Linked DNA regions of Homo sapiens: region 1 is linked to region 2. A link is a loop called in an ENCODE intact Hi-C map of the cell type or tissue named here. Cell type or tissue: CD4-positive, alpha-beta T cell. All regions are shown on one strand. Links, peaks and the distances in the headings refer to the core of each region. The heading gives the core; the rest is flanking DNA. Region 1 overlaps GPR132 (G protein-coupled receptor 132). Region 2 overlaps PACS2 (phosphofurin acidic cluster sorting protein 2).

What was found. Hi-C counts contacts between places; a loop is a spot of excess contacts. Peaks named below come from ENCODE experiments on the same cell type or tissue, not always from the same donor. Only the 100,000 strongest peaks of a DNase experiment are listed, where the experiment ranks them.
Region 1: it touches region 2 in a loop (4-fold over the local background); 3 of 110 quality-filtered maps call a loop at or near these places.

What each region holds. Positions count from the first base shown.
Region 1 is chr14:105,039,888-105,049,998 of GRCh38, reverse strand. It overlaps GPR132 (G protein-coupled receptor 132), which reads left to right. Exons shown (of 4, transcript NM_013345.4): 4 at 1-604. All of the region lies in intron 1 of LOC124903398 (a long non-coding RNA gene), which reads right to left. Among named protein-coding and RNA genes, the nearest start is that of GPR132, 20 kb to the left of the region's middle. RefSeq lists an enhancer at 2,414-2,513 and a silencer at 4,049-4,308. In CD4-positive, alpha-beta T cell, for the core only: CTCF peaks have their summits at 3,878 and 4,089 (motif pointing right); DNase peaks (open chromatin) are centred at 2,218 and 4,088.
Region 2 is chr14:105,346,583-105,356,833 of GRCh38, reverse strand. It overlaps PACS2 (phosphofurin acidic cluster sorting protein 2), which reads right to left. Exons shown (of 25, transcript NM_001100913.3): 2 at 8,254-8,341; 3 at 4,367-4,456; 4 at 1,657-1,782. Among named protein-coding and RNA genes, the nearest start is that of PACS2, 37 kb to the right of the region's middle. RefSeq lists an enhancer at 3,582-4,111. In CD4-positive, alpha-beta T cell, for the core only: a CTCF peak has its summit at 4,413 (motif pointing right); a DNase peak (open chromatin) is centred at 4,423.

The sequences.
Region 1 (10,111 bases), core at 1-8,000, 310 kb after region 2:
CCCGACACCTCGGGCACATCGCATGCACTCAGAGCACAGAGCCGGGCAGACGCAGCACCTGCATGGGGAGCCCAGTGCCCGGCACAGCACAGGGGCTTCCAGGGAGGCCGCGCAGGGCCGTGGGGCTGAGCCACGCTCTCGTTTTGTCAGGCAGCTATGCAGTTGCTCTTCCTTGTTTTTGTTTTGTTTTTGTTTTTGTTTTTAATATTTATTTTTTTAGAGACAGGGCCTTGCTCTGTTGCCTGGGCTGGAGAACAGTGGCACCATCATAGCTCACTGCAGCCTCAAACTCCTGGGCTCAAGCGATCCTCCCCGCTCAGCCTCCTGAGTAGCTGGGACTACAGGTGTGCACCACCACACCCAGCCAAAACAGCCATCCTCCCCTTGAGAGTCATCAGAAAAATACATTAGGAAAATGTGTTTAGAAATAAAAGCACAAGGCAGGGCAGTGCTCACGCCTGTCATCCCAGCACTTTGGGAGGCCGAGACGGGAGGATCAGTTGAGGTCAGGAGTTTGAGACCAGCCTCGGCAACATGGCAAAATCTTGTCTCTTTTTTTTGGTATTAAAAAAATCATAAAAATAAAAGAAATAATGCAATTTAACCTTCACAGTTAACATTTCTCCAATTTAACCTTCACAGTTAACATTTCTCCAATTTAACCTTCACAGTTAACATTTCTCCTGCCTTGAGAGGAGTGTGCCCCTAGGCTTCCAGAGGACAGCCGTGACCAGGGACTTGAAAAGTTGGGGCTGAGGTTCTGGACCAGTCTGGAATATTCAGGGCTGGGGCAAAAGGGATCATAACGATGTCCAGCAGGGGCTTTCCTGTGGCTGCTATAACCAGTTCCCACAAGTTGGTGGCTTAAAACAACAAACCGGGCTGGGCACCATGGCTCATGCCTATAATCCCAGCACTTTGGGAGGCCAAGGCGGGCAGATCACCTGAGGTCAGGAGTTCAAGACTAGCCTGGCCAACATGATGAAACCCCGTCTCTACTAAAAACACACACAAAAAAATTATCTGGGTGTGGTGGAGCACACCTGTAATCCCAGCTACTTCGGAGGCTGAGACAGGAGAATCGCTTGAACCCAGGAGGCAGAGGTTGCAGTGAGCTGCGATCGTGCCATTGCACTCCAGCCTGGGCAACAAGAGCAAAATTCCTTCTCAAAAAACAAAACAACAGCAACAACAAAAAAACACAACCAAAAACTGTTTACTCAGGCTGGGCGCGGTGGCTCACGCCTGTAATCCCAGCACTTTGGGAGGCCGAGGCGGGCGGATCACGAGGTCAGGAGATCAAGACCATCCTGGCTAACACAGTGAAACCCCTTCTCTACTAAAAATACAAAAAATTAGCCGGGCGTGGTGGCAGGCGCCTGTAGTCCCAGCTACTCGGGAGGCTGAGGCAGGAGAATGGCGTGAACCCAGGAGGCAGAACTTGCAGTGAGCCGAGATCGCGCCACTGCACTCCAGCCTGGGAGACAGAGCGAGACTCCATCTCAAAAAAAAAAAAACCACTGTTTTCTCACAGCTCTGAAGCCAGAGTCCACTTTTTCATCTTTTGCTGCCACACAGCAACAAATAAGAGCCTCGCTCCCACGTCAGATCCCAGCCTTGGGGACCGGGCGCCGTCTCACCCACCGGTAGGGACAGCAGGGCTAGGCTGAGACACGCAGAGTACCTGGCTCAGGCGAGGGACTGCCTGAACTGGCTGGTGTCACAGTGGCAGGAAAGTTACCAGGCATAGCCGGGTGAGGTGGCACCTGCAGTCCCAGCTGCTTAGGAGGCTGAGGTGAGAGGATCATTTGAGCCTGGGAGGTGGAGGCTGCAGTGAGCTAGCACTGCACCACTGCACACGGGGAGGCCAGGAGACAAAGGCCCGATGGGACCTGGGGATGACACCTCTGTGGCGGTTTCAGAGGGCGCCTGAGCGCAATGTCTGCAGTGAAATTTAAAAATGGACACCGGACCTGTGGGACCCACGGCAGTCACCATCAGGTGGGGAAGCTCTATGCAAAGACAAACCACTCAGAGTGAAACTCGGGGGGTGGGGCTTACCTGATGGGAGGGGCAGCTACGGGGACCTTGCCCAGGGTGAGGCCCAAATGGGACCAGGCACCCAGAAGGGAGGCCCAGCCCAGCCCTTAATGCTGAGACCCTCGAGGGCTGTGGGCGGAGGGCAGCAGGTTGAGTCCCTGCAGGACGGGCGCAGCTGGGGAGGTGGAGGTTACGGGCCTGCCTGGCTGCTCACCGCCCCGCGTCTGCTCTGGCAGTGAGAGAGGGTCACAGCATGGCTTTGTCATCAGCCACTGACCACTGACCACAGGCCCTGGCCCTGTCATCCAGCTTGTGCTGCTGGTGGGAGCTGCTGAGGTGGCCAGCGCTAGGGGCCGCCCTGTGTGGAGTCTGGGCTCACTCACTGTCTCTCTCACCATCGACCCCTTCCTCCGCCCCGCTTGACCTCACTCAGGCACTCCCTCCACGAGGTGCTCCTGGGGCACCCCAGGTAGTGAGGAGGCCACAGTGAAGGCCGCTGTGACCCACGCAGGGAGGCGGGAATGAGGAGGGGAGCCCCGAGGGCCACCCCTGCCTCCAGCACCATGCCCTGCCGCCCTGCCCTCCAGCCTCTAGCCACAGTTGCCTCTTCAGACAGGGTCCAGGAGGGGCAACACTGCTCTGCTCACTGCCCTGTCGTTACCTGAGTAACGGTGACAGGGAGAGAGGACCACACACCTCCTCGCCAGCTGGAGAGAAGCCCCCGGACCTATGGAACTGTTCTCCCAGGTCCTACTGTGACGAAGACACCTGCACACCAGGGGAAGGAGCAGTTCAGAAGCAGCACCTCAGGCTCTCCGGAAGGCCCTGTGTCCCGTCCACACCCGCTCCCCTCCGACCATCCCCACTCTGCCTGGCATGGCAGGGGCTGTGGATGCCTCACAGCGACAGCCCAGGGAGAGGCCGCATAGGCCAGGGAGGCAGGGAGAGTTTTGTTGGGAATTCTGGGATCCTACTGCCTGGAGTTGGGGCAGGGGAGCACAGCCCAAGGAGGTCACATCCTGGTGGCCCTGCAGCCTCCTGGCATGTGGGAGGACATGCCTGGAAGAGACAGCATGAGGGGGGACCACATATGGAGGACTTTTTTTTTCTTTTGAGACAGAGTCTTGCTCTGTCACCCAGGCTGAAGTGCCGTGGCATGATCTCAGCTCACGGCAGCCTCCACCTCCTGGTCCCCTGAATAGCTGGGACCACAGGCGTGCACCACCACACCCAGCTGGTTTTTTTTTTGTTAGGGACAGGGTTTCACCACATTGCCCAGGCTGGTCTTGAACTTCTGGACTCAAGCAATCTGCCTGCCTCAGCCTCCCAGAGTGCTGGGAGGGATTACAGGCATAGGCCACCACATCCATCCTTTTTTTTTTTTTTTTTTTGAGACAGGGTCTTGCTTTGTCACCCAGGCTGGAGTTGAGTGCAGTGGTGCAATCTCAGCTCACTGCAGCCTCTGCCTCCTGGGTTCAAGCGATCCTCACACCTCAGCCTCCTGAGTAGCTGGCATCACAGGCATGTGCCACCATGCCCAGCTGCCCAGCTAATTTTTACATTTTTTATAGGGACAGGGTCTCACTGTTGCTCAGATTGGTCTTGAACTCCTGGCCTCAAGCAATCTGCCTGCCTTGGCCTCCCAAGGTGCTGGGATCGCAGGAGTGAGCCAGCCCCCAGTGCTAGCAGTGCTCTTGGGTAATGAACGTGTGAATGAGAGCACACTGAATGGTCGCGTGGGGCGGCCACCCTCCTGAGGGACAGCTCACTATGGACAGGTGATACCACCACTTGGTACCTCCTTTCTTCATCCATAATTTGCGAATGGTGACAGTGACTGTCCCACAGGCCTGGTGGGGTATTAATTCAGATAGTACACGTCCCACACCTAAGATGAGCCTGGCACAAAGCAGCGCTCAAAAACACACATCTTCCTTTAACTTCCTCCTCGGTTCCCCCAATGGGGGATCTTGCAGGCAAAGTGTTGACGAAAGGTCCGCCCGTTCCCAAGAACGACCCTAGAGGGCGCCAGGCAGCGGGGCTTGAATGGACCGGGCGGGTTTCGCTTTCCCGCTAGTAGCCGCCCGCGGCCGCCAGGGGGCAGCAGCTGCAAAGGGCGCCCGTGGGCAGCCGGGCCGCGCCTGTGGCCACGCAGTGCAGAGGCGGCCCCATCCGAGCGCTCGGGCGGGCGGGAGCGGAGCCGGAGCAGTGTCCCCGCCACCGCGGAACCTTCGCAGGCGGAACATTTTGCACATCCTTCCAGACCTTTCCTAAATCCTTACCTGCCTGCACAGGCACTCGTGGAAAATACGCGATACTGCCTTGTGTGTATGCATTTATCCAGCTTTTTATTTTGAAATAATTCCCAATTTTGGGGCTGGGCGCAGTGGCTCACGCCTGTAATCCCAGCACTTTGGGAGACCGAGGCGGGCAGATCACGAGGTCAGGAGTTCGAGACCATCCTGGCCAACATGGTGAAACACCGTCTCTACTAAAAATACAAAAAAAAATTAGCTGGGCGTGGTGGCGTGTGCCTGTAATCCCAGCTACTCGGGAGGCTGAGGCAGGAGAATCGCTTGAACCAGGAAGTCAGAGGTTGCAGTGAGACTCCGTCTCAAAAAAAAAAAAAAAAAAAAAAAAAATCCCAATTTACAGAAGGTGGCAAACACCGTGCAAAGAGACCCGGATATTCCTGTCCTGCAGATTCGCCATCTGTGAACATTGCCCCGCTATTCCTTCTCTCGCTCCTGCTTATATGGCATTTGAGAATAAGCTGCAGACTCCAGGCTTGCTCCCCTAAACAGCTCAGAGAGTATTTTGGAAATAAACGAACTCTCTCCCAAGTAATTGCAGTGAACCTTGAAAAATCAGGAAGCCACCACTGATCCAATGTCCCCATCGACTCCGCAGAGCCCCTGCCAATTTCCCCGCTGTCTCAGTGAGTCTTTGTGGGTCTTATGGGTCTTTGTGGGATGGCCCTCGCTCTAGCCTTGCCTGTTTCCTGTGGCTTCTTCATTTCCAGGAGGAACCCCTCAGAAGTGAGACTTTCCTCTTACAGCAACCTACCGGAGGCCCACGGGGCCAATCTGGCCATCGCTGGTGATGATAACCCTCATCGCTTGGGTATGATGGTGTCTGCCGCCATTCCCCACTGAAAAGTTAATTAGTAAGCATTTTGCATTCATTAATGAATAAGCAATTATTACACCGTTTCTGGGGAGAGAATTTGAGGTTTCCACTATGAGGTCAGGCTTACCCTTCTCTCTCATGTGTGTATGTGCGGGTCTCCGTCCATTTTGTCTTGCTATAAAAGATTACTTGAGACTGCATAATTTATCAGAAAAAAAAGAGGTTTACTTAGCTCACAGTTCTACAAGCTGAGAAGTTCAAGGGCATGGCCCTGGTGAGGACTTTCATTCTGTGTCACAAAATGGTAGAGAAGGCAGGGCACAGTTGCTCACACCTGTAATCCCAGCACTTTGGGAGGCTGAGGTGGGTGGATCACCTGAGGTCGGGAGTTCAAGACCAGCCCGGCCAACATGGTGAAACCCCGTCTCTACTAATAATACAAAAATTAGCTGGGCGTGGTTGCACATGCTTGTAGTCCCAGCTACTCGGGAGGCTGAGGCAGGAGAATCGCTTGAACCCAGGAGGCAGAAGTTACAGTGAGCCGAGATCGCGCCGTTGTACTCCAGCCTGGGCGACAAGAGCAAAACTCCATCTCAAAAAATAATAATAATAATAATCCAAGATCTGGGCACTAGGGGTGCTCACTGTTTCCAGATCTGTAGAAAATACATATGCCTATACACACACACATAGATATATACACACACATAGATATACATCTGTATTTCCAGCTATCCATATTGGAACTGGATTTGTACTGATATCTCCAATTTCAATCCACCCAGCCAGAAGTTGGTCCAGTCTGACCACTTTCCTAATTTGCAACTCCCTTCTCCGAAACGAGAGTCCTCAAATCCTTCATCCCCGATGCTTTTACTTATTTGTGCAATCCCCAGCCCTCTCCAACGTCTCTTTCTTGGCTCCTTGGCAGGTTAAAAGCTGGCCCTCAAGGAGGAGGGAAAGGGGAAGTAGGAAAAAGGAAGAAATGAATGGTCTGAGAGTTCCCTCTGTTTGCAAGTGAACAGTGAGCCTGCCAGTGTTCTGAACATGGGCAAGACATGAGACACCTGGGTCTGAGACAAAGACTTTGTTACTCACAGCACAGCAGGCAGCACGAGCTTCATATTCCCCCCAGCCCCCCAGCCCCACGGACAATGAGGAGTGGCTCCGGTGGATGCTGTACACACAGCTAAGGAACCCTGGGTTAGGAAACACCAGTCATTTAAAGGACTGCTAGCAAACCTGCCCAGTTTCTGCCCAGAGGGAGAAGCCATCTTTATTATCTTGGACAGCAAGCAAATTTGCCCTCTGCCTGGAGGGAGACACATGCATGACGCTGAGGATTCACGTGTGGACATTGGGACCCCAGGGCCTGAGCTGAGACCCCAGCACTGCCCTTTACTCTCTGGGACCTTGGACAAGTGACCCAACCTCTCTGTGCCTCGCTGTCCTCATCTGGAAAATGGAGACAATAACTGTATCCAGGTCACTGCTTTCTTAGGAAGATTAGCAAGACCAGTATACAACGTGCCAGGGTCATCTATGCTGGGAAGGGCTGAGTGGGCTGCAGACAGGGCCATGGATGGCCTCTCTGAGCAGGTGCTTTTGAGACCAGACCAGTGGAAGTGGGGAGCAACCTTGCAGCTGGTCTGGGTCAGGCGCAGGGCAAAAGCCCAGGGCAGGGAGCACTTCAGGTGCTCGAGAAGTGGTGAGAATCCACGGGGAGCAAGAGCCCAGGAAGCCAGGCATCGACAATGGAGTTCCCTCTGAGCACCTGAGACGGCTGTGCCGGGGACTCCTGAGCAGAGGCCAATGCAGCCAACTCGCATTTAAGGGCCCGCTGGCTGTCGTGGAAGTGCCTGGATACTCAGGAAGAGCTACAAGCATCTGGAGGCGGCCCAAGGGTGCAGGTGAGCCTCCGAACTGGGCAGCAGCGCGGGCGGTTGCAGGTGGGTAGATCCTGATGTGTGTGAAGGTGGAGCCGAGGACGCTGGCGGGCAGATGGGAGGTGGAGGTGAAAGAAAGAGGCTGCAGGAGGAACCCAGTGCTTCGGAGGAGCCTCAGGTAGCTGGTGGTCTTCCTCTCCTGTTACCACAAATTGCGTGGTTTCAAGCAGCCCACCTTTCTTAGCTTGCAGTCTGTGGGTCTCTGCTTACGCTGGAGTCAGGCGGCAGCTGGTCACGCTCTGGTCTGGAGCTCAGGGTCCCCTTCCAAGCTCGCTCCTGTCGCTGGGAAGCCGGGTGTGGGACTGAGGAGGTCCCTGCCTCCTTGTGGTGTCACTGATGGCTGCTCCCTGCTTCTGGGGGGTGCTCATGTTCCTTCTCACGCCCCCCGCCCTGTCTTCAAACCAGCATCCGCACCTTGAAGCCTTCCCAGGCTTGGACCTCCCTGACTCCCCCTCCTGTCACCAGCCACAGAAAACTGTCCTCTTTTCAAGGCTCCCGGGACTAGGTCAGGCCCACTTGGGAATTAGCGTTAAGCTCCACTCTGCCGTGTAAACTCGCCCGACCTTGGGAGTGGCACCTCCGCAGAGGCACCAGTTCCAGGGGCTGGCGCAGGGGAATCTGGGAGAGCACATGTTCTTAGAATTCGGCCTAAACTGGGGTGCTTAAAATAAGGGCACGGCTGACACGCAGTGGCCTCCTGGTTCTTTTGGTGCAGGGTGGATGGCGTTTAATCCAGGACTGGAGAGGCGCCTGGGGAGTAGGCGGTGACAGAGGGGCGGTGTGAGGGCTGGGATCCGGAGCCCTGCAACACTGGGAGGGGGCGGAGAGGAGGGATGCACAGAGGCTCACGAGGAGGGGCTGGTGGGAAGAGCAAGTGCAAGGGTTGGGCAGGGCAGGGCAGGGCCCACAAAGTTTGGCCCAAGGCCCCCAGTGGCTTGGAGAGGAGAGGAGGGTGGAGGACGGCTGGCAAGCCCATAGGTACATAAAGGCCTCAGGAGGCCAGCATGGTGACTCATGACTGTAATCCCAGCACTTTGGGAAGCTGCAGTGAAAAGATCGCCTGAGTCCAGGAGTTCAAGACTAGCCTGGGCAACATAGGAAAATCCTGCCTCTACCAAAAATACAAAAATTAGCTGGGCATGGTGGTGTGCGCTTGTTGTCCCAGCTGCTCGGGAGGCTGAGGTGGGAGGATGGATTGAGCCCGGGAGATTGAGGCTGCAGTGAGCCATGATCACACCACTGGTGGAGAAAGAGTGCACCCCAGGAGTTTGAGACCAAGAACAGCAAAGTAACTGTGGCCACGGGGGTGTGGGAAGGTTTTGGGGTATTTGCTAGTATGAAAGGAAAATATGGGGACCCCAAAATCACTAAGCCAAAGTGAAAAGTCAAACTGGGAACTGCTGGCAGGCAGACCTCCCTCCAATCCTATTTGTAAACAAGACAGCTACAAAGATTAAAAAGCTACATACCTCCCACACAAATTGCCCACAAGGAAATTCCTTGTGATGTGTTACCCGTGGAAGGTGCTCCCCACTCCCTGCTTCGAGTTGTCCCACCTTTTTGGAACAAACCAATGTGTTTCTGTTTCTTTTTTTTTTTTTTTTTGAGACAGAGTCTCACTCTGTCGCCCAGGCTGGAGTGCAGTGGTGCAATCTCAGCTCACTGCAACCTCTGCCTCCCGGGTTCAAGCGATTCTCCTGCCTCAGCCTCCCAAGTAGCTGGGATTACAGGCGCCTGCCATCATGCCCAGCTAATTTTTGTATTTTTGTAGAGACAGGGTTTCACCATGTTGGCCAGGCTGGCCTTGAACTCCTGACCTCAGGTGATCCACCCACCTCGGACTCCCAAAGTGCTGGAATTACAGGCGTGAGCCACCGTGCGCGGCCTTATGTATTTCTTTCTTTCTTTCTTTTTTGAGATGGAGTCTCGCTCTGTTGCCCAGGCTGGAGTGCAGTGGCACGGTCTCGGCTCACTGCAACCTCCGACTTCCTGGTTCAAGCGATTCTCCTACCTCAGCCTCCCGAGTAGCTGGGATTACAGGCGCCCGCCACCATGCCCGGCTAATTTTTGTATTTTTAGTAGAGACAGGGTTTCACCGTGTTAGCCAGGATGGTCTCGATCTCCTGACCTTGTGATCTGCCCACCTCGGCCTCCCAAAGTGCTGGGATTACAGGCGTGAGCCACCGCACCCGGCTGGCCTTATGTATTTCTTAAATGTGTTTGATTGATGTCTGTGTCTCCCTAAATTGTATAAAACCAAGCTGCACCCCAGCCACCTTGGGCACATGTTCTCAGGACCTCCTGACGGCTGTGTCACAGGCCATGGTCACTCATATTTGGCTCAAAATAAATCTCTTCAAATGTTTTACAGAGTTTGATTCTTTCCATTGACATGTTACTGGTGAAAGGTATCTGAGTTACTGGCAGTGAATCCGTACAGGTCTGTGGCAACCTCAATTCTTGCCTCCTCAGAAGAATTCGACCAATGGGCATAAGCAGAAGGAGAAACTGAGGTAAGTTTCAGAGCAGGGGTGAATGTTTATTAAAGAACTTTGGAACAGGAATGAAGGGAAGGAAAGCACACGTGGAAGAGGGCCAGGTGGGCGACTTGAGAAACCAAGTGCACGACAATCTATACAATTTTTCTTTTCTTTTTTTGAGACGGAGTCTCGCTCTGTCACCCAGGCTGGAGTGCAGTGGTGGGATCTTGGCTCACTGCAACCTCTCCCTCCTAGGCTCAAGCGATTCTCCTGCCTCAGCCTCCTAAGTAGCTGGGATTACAGTTGCACGCCACCACGCCCAGCTAATTTTTTTGTATTTTTAGTAGAGATGGGGTTTCATCATGTTGGCCAGGCTGGTCTTGAACTCCTGACCTCAAGTGATCCGCCCACCTCGGTCCTCCCAAAGTGCTGGGATTACAGGCATGAGCCACTGCACCTAGCCCAATCTATACAATTTTAATCATGTTGAGTATAAAATACAATTTCCATAAGCCT
Region 2 (10,251 bases), core at 1,409-9,408:
CAGGACATCGCCTGCATGGCTAATGGGAAACACAGGGACCGGCAGGGATCAGCAGGACCTCGCCTGCATGGCTAATGGGAAACACAGGGACCGGCAGGGATCAGCAGGACCTCGCCTGCATGGCTAATGGGAAACACAGGGACCGGCAGGGATCAGCAGGACCTCGCCTGCATGGCTAATGGGAAACAGAGCCTGCATGACCTCCCCACAGTGCCTGGACCCTCCTGCTCCACAGGAAGCAAGCGGTGGCTCCCAGGAGGCTCTCACAGCCCAGAGAGCATCCCTGAGCTACCTGTTCACCCATCGCTCAGCCTGCAGGAGGGAGGCTGGGATGATGGGCAGCTCCAGGCCACCAGAGGGGTCCCAGGGCCCTGGGAAGTGCAGCCTGGAGGCCCGGTCCACCCGTGCTGTCCGTGGTTTGCCGAAGGAATCGGGAAGACTGCAAAGCTTGTCTGAGGCCCTGCGGCGGCACGGAGAAGCGAGGCCTCGGGACGCCACTGCTGCTTCCTGTACCCTCCACGCTCCCATCTCCTGGGGTAGCAGGGAGGGCTGAGCCCAGAGTAGTACTTGGCACTTGTCCTGGATGCGTAAGTGGGGGTGTGTGAGGATCTGGGGGACCTAGCGCTTGACCTGGGAGACAGGAGGCCTGCAGGCTGGGCCTGGGGGTGTGGGGGAACCAGCTACAAGTGGGCACCCCCACTGTCCCAGCCCCAAGCCCCAGGAGCAGGGGGACAAAGTGGGAAGAAGAGGGGCTGGGGGGCTCTGGCATCTCCGGCTCCCAATGAGGGGCTGCGCTGGCTGACCTTCCCAGGCCCCAGGCAGGCAGCAACCCAGCTTCACATGCCCCAAGCACCACTCACGCCCGCAGCCCCTGGACCCCTGAACACAACCCCACGATGGGGAAAGTTCTGAAGCAAAAGAGACAAACTGGTCTGGGGCCCTGGGCTGCCCCTTCTCCCAGAGCCAATCTTGCAGCCCCGAAAGGGTCCATGAGAAAGTCCGAGGCCTCAGCCTGGGGTGTCTTCTCCCAGGCCCCCACGCCCTACTGCAGCCTCCTTGGAACGCTGGGTTCTCTGGAGCAAGGTGGGCTGCTGCTTGGCTGTTTCTTTTCCTTTTGAGGTACTTCCCCTTCTTTCCCCTCCAGGGAACTCCAGCCACCCCTCTGACCTCTGGGTGCTGCCCCCGCCCTGCTCGGGTATTGTCGCTAGCCCCTTCACAGAACTGACACCTGTCCTGCTCCTGCTCAGCCAATCCTGGGCCAGAGCACGTGCTGAGCAGGATGCAGACACGAACCCATCACAGGACGCACCCGTGGTGTGGGGACAGCAGCGATTCCTCCATGGGAAGGACTCCAGAGCAGCCTGACCCAAAACCCAGCCTCCACTGAAGGGCAGGACAGGCTCGTTAGAGGGGAGTGCGCGCGGCTGCAGGCATGCGGGGAGCCATGCTAGGCGGCAAGGGAAGGTCAGAGAGGAAGCACCACCTGGGGCCGCACCTGGCCCTTATGGCGGAGCCCGGCCGCCCAGGCTCCTCTCATCATTTTCACCTGATCCCTGGACATCTGGACCCGGGAGAGACATCTCCATCTCCCACGGGCGAATGCTCTGGCACCCAGGTGGCCAGCCCGACGCAGGCCACGCCAGACGGAGCACTCACCTCAGCCATGCTGATGGAGCCCGCGGCCAGCGTCTTGTAGCCCAGGATGGTTCTGTTCTTGTAGCGCTTTCTGCGCTGCAGCATGATCTGAAGCTTGTTGCCTTCCCTCTTCAAGAAGTGAGGATACTGTGGGCACAAGTGCGAGTGGCAGCTGAGGGTGCACCGGGGCCCCAGGCAGCATCACGGCCTCTGACGGCCCAGCCACCCTGCAGCCTGCGACCAGGCCAACCTGCTGCCCATGAGATCGGAAGGGCACCCACAGACGGGCCCCCAAGTTCATCCCAGTGGCATGCCGGTCCCCAGAGCCCATCCTTTACCCAACACAATCAAGAGTGAGCCAGTCGCCAGAGCTCAGGCCCTGAGGGCTCCGCGCCACGCTAACAGCCATGGCAGGTGGACAAGGACTATGTGCTGCAGTGTCCGGGATGGCCGAGCGCGCCTGTGGACACTCGGAAACAGTGTGGCGGCTCATGTGCCTGAGGCAATCAGCAAGGTGGGACCCAGGACGCTTTTCCGCGAGGGGCACACAGGGCGGGGAGGGCTCTCCCTCCGAGGCCCCCTGTTCACCCAACTCGCCTGCACGTCTCACCACAGGCTCCCTGTCCAGCAGGGCTCCAGCAAGCTGATGTTCACAGGTATCTCTTAGACACTCAGAGTTCACAAATAAAAATCAGTTTAAATACTTAGGGGAAAATGGGGCTGTTCACCACCCTAACTGCGGTGGTGCTGACATGCCTGAGCATGCCTATCAAAACCCACTGAACCATGGAGCATTGGGCCAGGCGCGGTGGCTCACACCTGTAATCCCGGCACTTTGGGAGGCCAAGCTGGGCGGATCACCTGAGGTAGGGAGTTCGAGACCACCCTAGCCAACATGGCAAAACCCCATCTCTACAAAAATACAAAAATTAGCCGGGCTCACTGTCACCTCCACCTCCTGGGTTCAAGCAATCCTCCTGCCTCAGCCTCCCGAAGAGCTGGGATTGCTTGTGAACTCTGAGTTTCCCCTATCTTTTTAAATAGAAGAGCAAAATAGCCTTGACTCAGTAAGTGTTTTTTTGCCCTCGTTATTATATTCTCTCTTTTTTTTGAGATGGAGTCTCACTCTGTCCCCCAGGCTGGAGTGCTATGGCATGATCTCAGCTCACTGCAACCAACCTCCACCTCCCGGGTTCAAGCGATTCTCCTGCCACCTACCTCGGCCTCCCGAAGTGCTGGGATTACAGGCATGAGCCACCACACCCGGCCTTATATTCTCTTTATCATAGATAAGGAATGAAAAACTAGGCTGGGCATGGTGTCCCACGCCTGTAATCCCAGCACTTTGAGAGGCCGAGGCAGGCAGATCATGCAGTCAGGAGTTCGAGACCAGCCTGGCCGACATGGTGAAACCCCGTCTCAACTAAAGATACGAAAAATAGCCGGGCGTGGTGGCACATGCCTGTAATCCCAGCTGCTCGGGAGGCTGAAGCAGGAGAATCGCTTGAACTCGGGAGGTGGAGGTTGCAGTGAGCCAAGACTGCACCAGCCTGGGTGACAAGGAGAGACTCCATCTCAAAAACAAACAAACAAACAAAAAACAAAGAAAAAACAAAGAAAAACTCAACCTAATAAACAAATACAAATCTTCTAATCATTTAAGAATAAACCATAATCAACAGAAGATCTGCAGTAACGCAGGACACTGATGGCAATGATGAGACAAATGCTCTCACCCCAGGGGACAGTGATGAGGGGGCCCATCACCCCAGGGGACAGTGATGAGGGGGGGCCGTCACCCCAGGGGACAGTGATGAGGGGGGGCCATCACCCCAGGGGACAGTGATGAGGGCGCCCGTCTCCCCAGGGGACAGTGACGAGGGGGCCCATCACCCCAGGGGACAGTGATGGGGGGGCCCGTCACCCCAGGGGACAGCGATGGGGGTGCCCGTCTCCCCAGGGGACAGTGATGAGGGGGTGCCCATCACCCCAGGGGACAGTGATTGGGGGGGCCCGTCACCCCAGGGGACAGTGATGGGGGTGCCCGTCTCCCCAGGGGACAGTGATGAGGGGGTGCCCGTCACCCCAGGGGACAGTGATGGGGGGGGCCTGTCACCCCAGGGGACAGTGATGGGGGTGCCCGTCTCCCCAGGGGACAGTGATGGGGGTGCCCGTCTCCCCAGGGGACAGTGATGAGGGGGCCCGTCACCCCAGGGGACAGTGATGAGGGGTGCCCGTCTCCCCAGGGGACACTGATGAGGGGGGCCCATCTCCCCAGGGGACAGTGATGAGGGGGCCCGTCACCCCAGGGGACAGTGATGAGGCGTGCCCGTCTCCCCAGGGGACACTGATGGGGGGGCCCGTCTCCCCAGGGGACAGTGATGGGGGGGCCCGTCTCCCCAGGGAACAGTGATGGGGAGGGCCTGTCTCCCCAGGGTACAGTGATGGGGGTGCCCGTCACCCCAGGGGATAGTGATGGGGGGGCCCGTCACCCCAGGGGACAGGGATGACGGGGCCCGTCGCCCCAGGGGACGGTGATGAGGGGTGCCCGTCTCCCCAGGGGACGGTGATGAGGCGTGCCCGTCTCCCCAGGGGACACTGATGAGGGGGGCCCATCACCCCAGGGGACAGTGATGAGGGGGGCCCGTCTCCCCAGGGGACAGTGATGAGGGGGGCCCGTCTCCCCAGGGGACAGTGATGAGGGTGTCGTCACCACTGGTGAAAGACTCACCTGCAAGGAGAAGGTCAGGGCCAGGTCTGTCTCCACTTGTCCACTGGGGGGCAGCACAATCTCATGGGACCGCAGGATTCGTTTGGAGCCCTGTGATTAAGCAAGACCTGTTCTAGCTCAAAGGACTGCATATCAGCAGGAAACCAGGCAAAGACACCGTGACTCCTGCACTCTAAAACTGGCAGGATTGCAGCCCTGCAGTCTGGGGGTGGTAGGCACAGGCTGGGGTAATTCTCAGAGGTGCCCTGGCATCTTTCCCAAGAACCTTAAAAACATGGAGACCCTTCGGCCCACAGGTTCCACCTCCAGGAATCTGCCCTAAGACATGAGAGAGAAACCAGGAGCGGCTCCTGCTGAAGTTAACGCGATCACAAAACAGATTCCACGGCCAGGTGCAGCAGCACCTGACTGCGCTGCCCAAGTCTGTCTGGCAGAACAAATCTGGAGGCACCAAGCCTCTTCTGGTTTTGGTTTTGAGAGACAGGTCTCGCTGTGTTGCTCAGGCTGGACTTGAGCTCCCGGGCTCAAGCAATCCTCCTGCCTCAGCCTCCTAAGTAGCTCAGCCTTACAGGCATGTGCCTCCATGCTTGGCTTAAAGCATTTTTTTATTTTTTGTTTTTATTTTTTGAGACAGGGTCTCTGTCACCCAGGCTGTGGGGCAGTGGCTCGATCTCAACTCACTACAGCCTTGACCTCCTAGGCTCAGGCAATCCTCCAGCCTCAGCCTCCCTAGCACCTGGGACTACAGGCATGTACCACCACAAAAAAATATACAATAATTTTTGTATTTTGTTAAGAGACAAGGATTAGTCATGTTGCCCAGACTGGTCTCCAACTCCTGAGTTCAAGCAATCCACCCTCCTCGGCCTCCCACAGTGCTGGGATTAGGCATGAGCCACTGCACCTGGCCTAAAGCATTTTCTAAAAAGAAGAATGATCAGGCCTGACTGGTCCTCTCAGAAAGTAAAACATACAGAGATACAATACTTAAAATACGGAGATGCTGTCACAAAAATGAGGGTAGTAGAAGCCTAGATGTAGGTGCAGGAAATGCATGAGCACCTGAAAACACAGTTCATACCCAGTGAGCTTCAGGCCAGCAGGAGACATCACACGCACCTGCTAAATGGATAACGAGTCATTTGCGTGAAAGACAACAGGACCCCAACCGCAAACTTTATATCAAAATAGATTCCTAATGGATTGAACGTGCTTATCGCAGTGCTGTTTTAAATGGGACCATCCCAACAAGGATGAGCTTGGGGACCTCGTGCCCCGAGAAACAAGCAGCCGCTGCGGGGTCCCAGGCACAAGGTTCCCGGAGGCCGGCGCGCGGGACACAGTGGATGAGAGGTGCCAGGTGGCTGGAGGGCGGGCGGGGGTCCAGGACAGACAACGGGAGCCCGGGGCCAGCCCAGGTTCGGGTGGGAGCAGCGGGGCCTCAGGACAGGTGCGGGCGGCCCGCATGGCCGTACTCGGGCTCCATGAGACGTCCATGGCGGACTCTGGTCCTCCCCTTGTGCTGGGGCCTCACGTGCAGCGTGGCAAGAGGCAGCGCGGCTCTCCTCGGCCAGCCCTCCTGTCCCCTCTCCTCTCCCCAGCTGCCCCTGCGTTGTGGTCTGGACTCTCCCTGCTCCTCCCCTTGACCCTTCAGAGATGTTTCCCTGCAAATGTGCTCTGCGTCGGGTCCCTCTTAGCATTCCCCCCTCAGAGGACCTGCAGGGACCCAGCTGTGTCGGGAAAAGGACAGTGTGTGCCACCAGCCAGTGAGGCGAAGGTGCACGCCAGAGAAGGCTGAGGGGCAGGTGGGGCTGCGGGGCCAGGCTGGCTGCTTCCCCCACAGGGGGCCTGGGCGGAGAGGACACCCCAAGAGAAGCAGATGAGGAGCTGGGGTGATCAAGGGAGGCCAAGGGCCACGTGGCTGCTGAGCTGGGGTGGGCAGGGAGGGCATGGGCAGCCAGTCCATGCGCTACACAGAGGGGCTGGAGAGGTGGGGCTCTGAGGGGCCCTGGGGCCAAGCTCTCGGTCAAGACACAGGCTGGGGCAGGACCAGAGACAGGCAGAGGAAGGAATGGGGCCAAGGAACAGGGTCAGTGTGGGGTGGGGCCCCATGCCAGAGGTTAGAGGTCAACAGCACCAGACTCAGAAGTCAGTGAGGGGTCGACTCTTGCCTTCATGCCTTTCTGCATTGCTCTGAAGACCCAATGAGACCCTGACCCCTGCCCCCCAAGCCAAGAGGTCCAGACACAGCCTCACGGCCTGGTGGCAATGGCCCACAGAGAGCTCCCTGTTCCCCAGGGACGACCCGCAGCCAGACTGCAGCAGGTACTGGGCACCCTGGGCATGGCCACACCCATGGGCAGGACAGGCGGAGAGACGCTTCCATCCTGCTATCAGCCACGCACTCCTGGAAGTTCTTGGGGTCCTGCTATTAGCCACGCGCTCCCGGAAGTTCTCGGGGTCCTGCTATTAGCCACGCGCTCCCGGAAGTTCTCGGGGTCCTGCTATTAGCCACGCTCTCCTGGAAGTTCTCGGGGTCCTGCATTAGCCACGCTCTCCTGGAAGTTCTCGGGGTCCTGCTATTAGCCACGCTCTCCTGGAAGTTCTCCGGGTCCTGCATTAGCCACGCACTCCTGGAAGTTCTTGGGGTCCTGCTATTAGCCACACGCTCCTGGAAGTTCCTGGGGCAAGGCCCCACCACCCGGGGAACCTGGCCACCAGCACACGCCGCAGATGTAGGCTGCTGCTAATCCACGAGCATGTTCAGCGAGGAAAAGGGTTTCTCCAGACGTTTATTTAAGATGCAGTAGGTTTCACATAGTGGCAATTGACTGGGACAGACAACAAGCCTCAGGCCTCCTCGCACTCAAGACCCAGTGCTTGGCTGGTGACCTCAGCCACACTGGCCGAGGCTCAGGTGCTACTCTGCAGGTCGGGGAGACCCGGAGACCCCGTGTCAGAGCCACAGCAGGTGTCAAGAATCCGGCCAGCTGCAGGGACCTGTGTGGGGCCTTGGACATGGGCTCCAAGGGCAGGGCCCCATCCTCGAGGAGCTGATGGGCTGGGGTCAGGAGCACAACAGCCACTGAGACCCCACCCTGTCACGCTGGACGGCCACACAGAAGGACACTCCTGTATGCTGAGGACATGGGTGAGACTTGCCCATGAGTGGTGCCGGCTAGGGAGAGCCCGCTGGCGGTGGCCCTATACAGGCCACACACCTGGAACCGTATGACCCTGAAAGGGCAGGGGTGGCCCTGACAGTTGGCGGGGACACCTCCCTGTCTGGGCCACTGGGCAAAGGCCATGCTGCAAGGGTCATGGCAGCTCTACCCCAAGGAGGGGGCGGGGCCTGGGCCAGGCATGGGGAAGACACCAGCATGACCCCTCTGGAACCGCTACTTGTTCAAAGCCTTCGAGAGGTCACAGGACCCACTAGGGTCAGGAGAGAGGCCCTGGCACCAGGGGCTGGGAGTTCTGGCTAGGCCCTCGCCTCCCAGAGTGCCCTGCTCCCCTCTCCCACCGACGCCCTCCACCCCACAAAAAGTGGGCAGGAAGTGGGTGCTGAGTGCAGCAGGGAAGCCCTGGCTCCAGGTGCTTGGGGCCCGTCCATCACTGTGAGGTGACTCGAGGGCAGCTCTGCCCTGGGAAGGCCCCATGCATGTGACCTCCACATCCCAGAAGGCCGGGCCTGCCTCCCTTGTGCGGGACAGGACTGGACCCAGGAGCATCCTGTCATTCCCAGCCCCCCGGGCTCCCGGAGATGGCATGGGCTGCCCGCTGTTTTGGCACAAGGCCCCACAGTAGCGCACCGCCTGACTCGTCTCCCAGGCACATGGAAAGCCTACACAGCACCCAGCCACAGCCGGGGTCACAAGCGGCCTCACCTGCATCTTGACAGCGATCACCACGGAGATCAGCTCCTTCTCCAGCTCCTTGAAGACCACCAGCTTCTTCAGAGTCAGGCTGCACAACCTGTGAGGCAAGGCACAGCTCAGCCTCGGGGCTCCGCCCTCTCCTCAGGACGCGGCCCTGTGCCGTCCCAGCACTGTGTCACCCCGGGAGCCTGCACCCTGGGGTGCAGGGCGGGGTGTGACTGCCTGGGCGGCCCCAGGACCTCACAGGGCTCCAAGACATCACCCCAGCTGTCCCTGCACATGGTGGGCACCCCTCAGCATCCGTTGGCTGCCGGGCCAGAGGTCCCATCTCCTGAAGGCCCCTGAGGGTGAGCCTCCCTCCCATGGAACTCACTCAGTGTGGGCCTGTGGACAGGCAGGTAGGAGGGATGACAGGCCACAAAGAGAAGATCTGAGAGTCCTGAGCCAGCTCCCAGCTGTGAGAGCACAGGCCTCCCCTCTCCCGCGGCCCTATCCAGCCCCAGGCCCAGCCGCCCCAAATCCTGCCCACCCCAGGACCCCCTGCCCATAGCTGGGATACGCTTTCCCCCAACCTTCCTTCTGTTCATTTCACCTCCATCATTCCGTCCTGAGGCCACAGGAGTGCTGGAGACGCCAGGGACAGTCTGAAGGACACACCCAGTGTCCAGGGCTCTGTTGCTGAGGAGTGGAGGGGTGTAGACCCTACCCTCCACTCTGCCTAGTGCTGCCCCGTGTGAACATGCCATCTCCCCGGGGCATCTGCCGTACACGCGCCAGGGCTCCAAATCCATCCAGTGAAGATGCCCACACCACCCACCCATGCCTGAAGGTGTGTGGGGTGCAACACCCACACTGGCAAGCTTTCCGGAAACTTTGGCACAGCTCTCTTTGAAGCTTGGCTCATTTTTCTTCTTGCTCAGGACAGCAGAAGGGTGAAGGCACCACCATCCAGATAGGGATGGCACTGTCTGCCCTGCCCGGCTTCAGGCTCTAAGACCAACAAGTTCTGAGTGGCTGAGTCTGTGCTGGGGACACTTTCCCTTGGGGAAGTCTGGACTTGTGGCACCCACCTCCTGGGCTGGTGCTTGGCCCTCAAAGTATGAATGTAAAACACCAGAACAGGCGCCAGACACAGTCAGGCCATGGAACGCAGCCACCCACCAGTGCCACAGTGGCCGCCACGTGCTTCCGTCTCCACCCCTGGGCATTGGGTGTGGACATGGCGGTGGGAAGGCAGTCCCAGGCCCTTCCAGCACACATCCCTGCCCCCAGGCAACGGGAGCACTGGATGGGTACAGCCTGTGTATGACTGCCTGGGCGGCCTCAGGACATCACAGGGCTTCCTGAGCACCTGTCAACCCATTTGTAAAATGGAGACCACAGAGACCCCACTCCCATCCTGGCTGCTCAGGTGATGATCTACTACACTGTCTACACTCCACTGAGCTGCTGAGAGAAGCCAAGGGGCAGACACCAGAGCACTCTGGGTGGGACGCGCCTGACTTGACAGCAGGGCAGCAGGTGGGAGGTGCAACGGGGACAGCGGACAACAGGCAGTGGGGGAGCCGTGCAGGCGGGGGTAGGGAAGCTGTGTGGGCAGAGGTGGGGGAGCCATGCAGTGGTGGGGGGATGCTGTGCAGGTGGGGGTGGGGGAGCCGTGCAGGGGGTAGGGGGTGATGCCGTGCGGGTGGGGGTGGGGGTGGGGGAGCCGTGCAGGGGGTGGGGGGGAAGTCATGCGCGTGGGAGTGGGGGAGCCGTGCAGGGGGTGGGGGGGAAGTCATGCGCGTGGGAGTGGGGGAGCCGTGCAGGGGGTGGGGGGAAAGTCATGCGCGTGGGGGTGGGGGTGGGGGAGCCGTGCAGGGGGTGGGGGGGAAGTTGTGCGGGTGGGGGTGGGGGAGCCGTGCAGGCGGTGGGGGTGATGCCGTGCGGGTGGGGGTGGGGGAGCCGTGCAGGCGGTGGGGGTGATGCCGTGCGGGTGGGGGTGGGGGAGCCGTGCAGGGGGTAGGG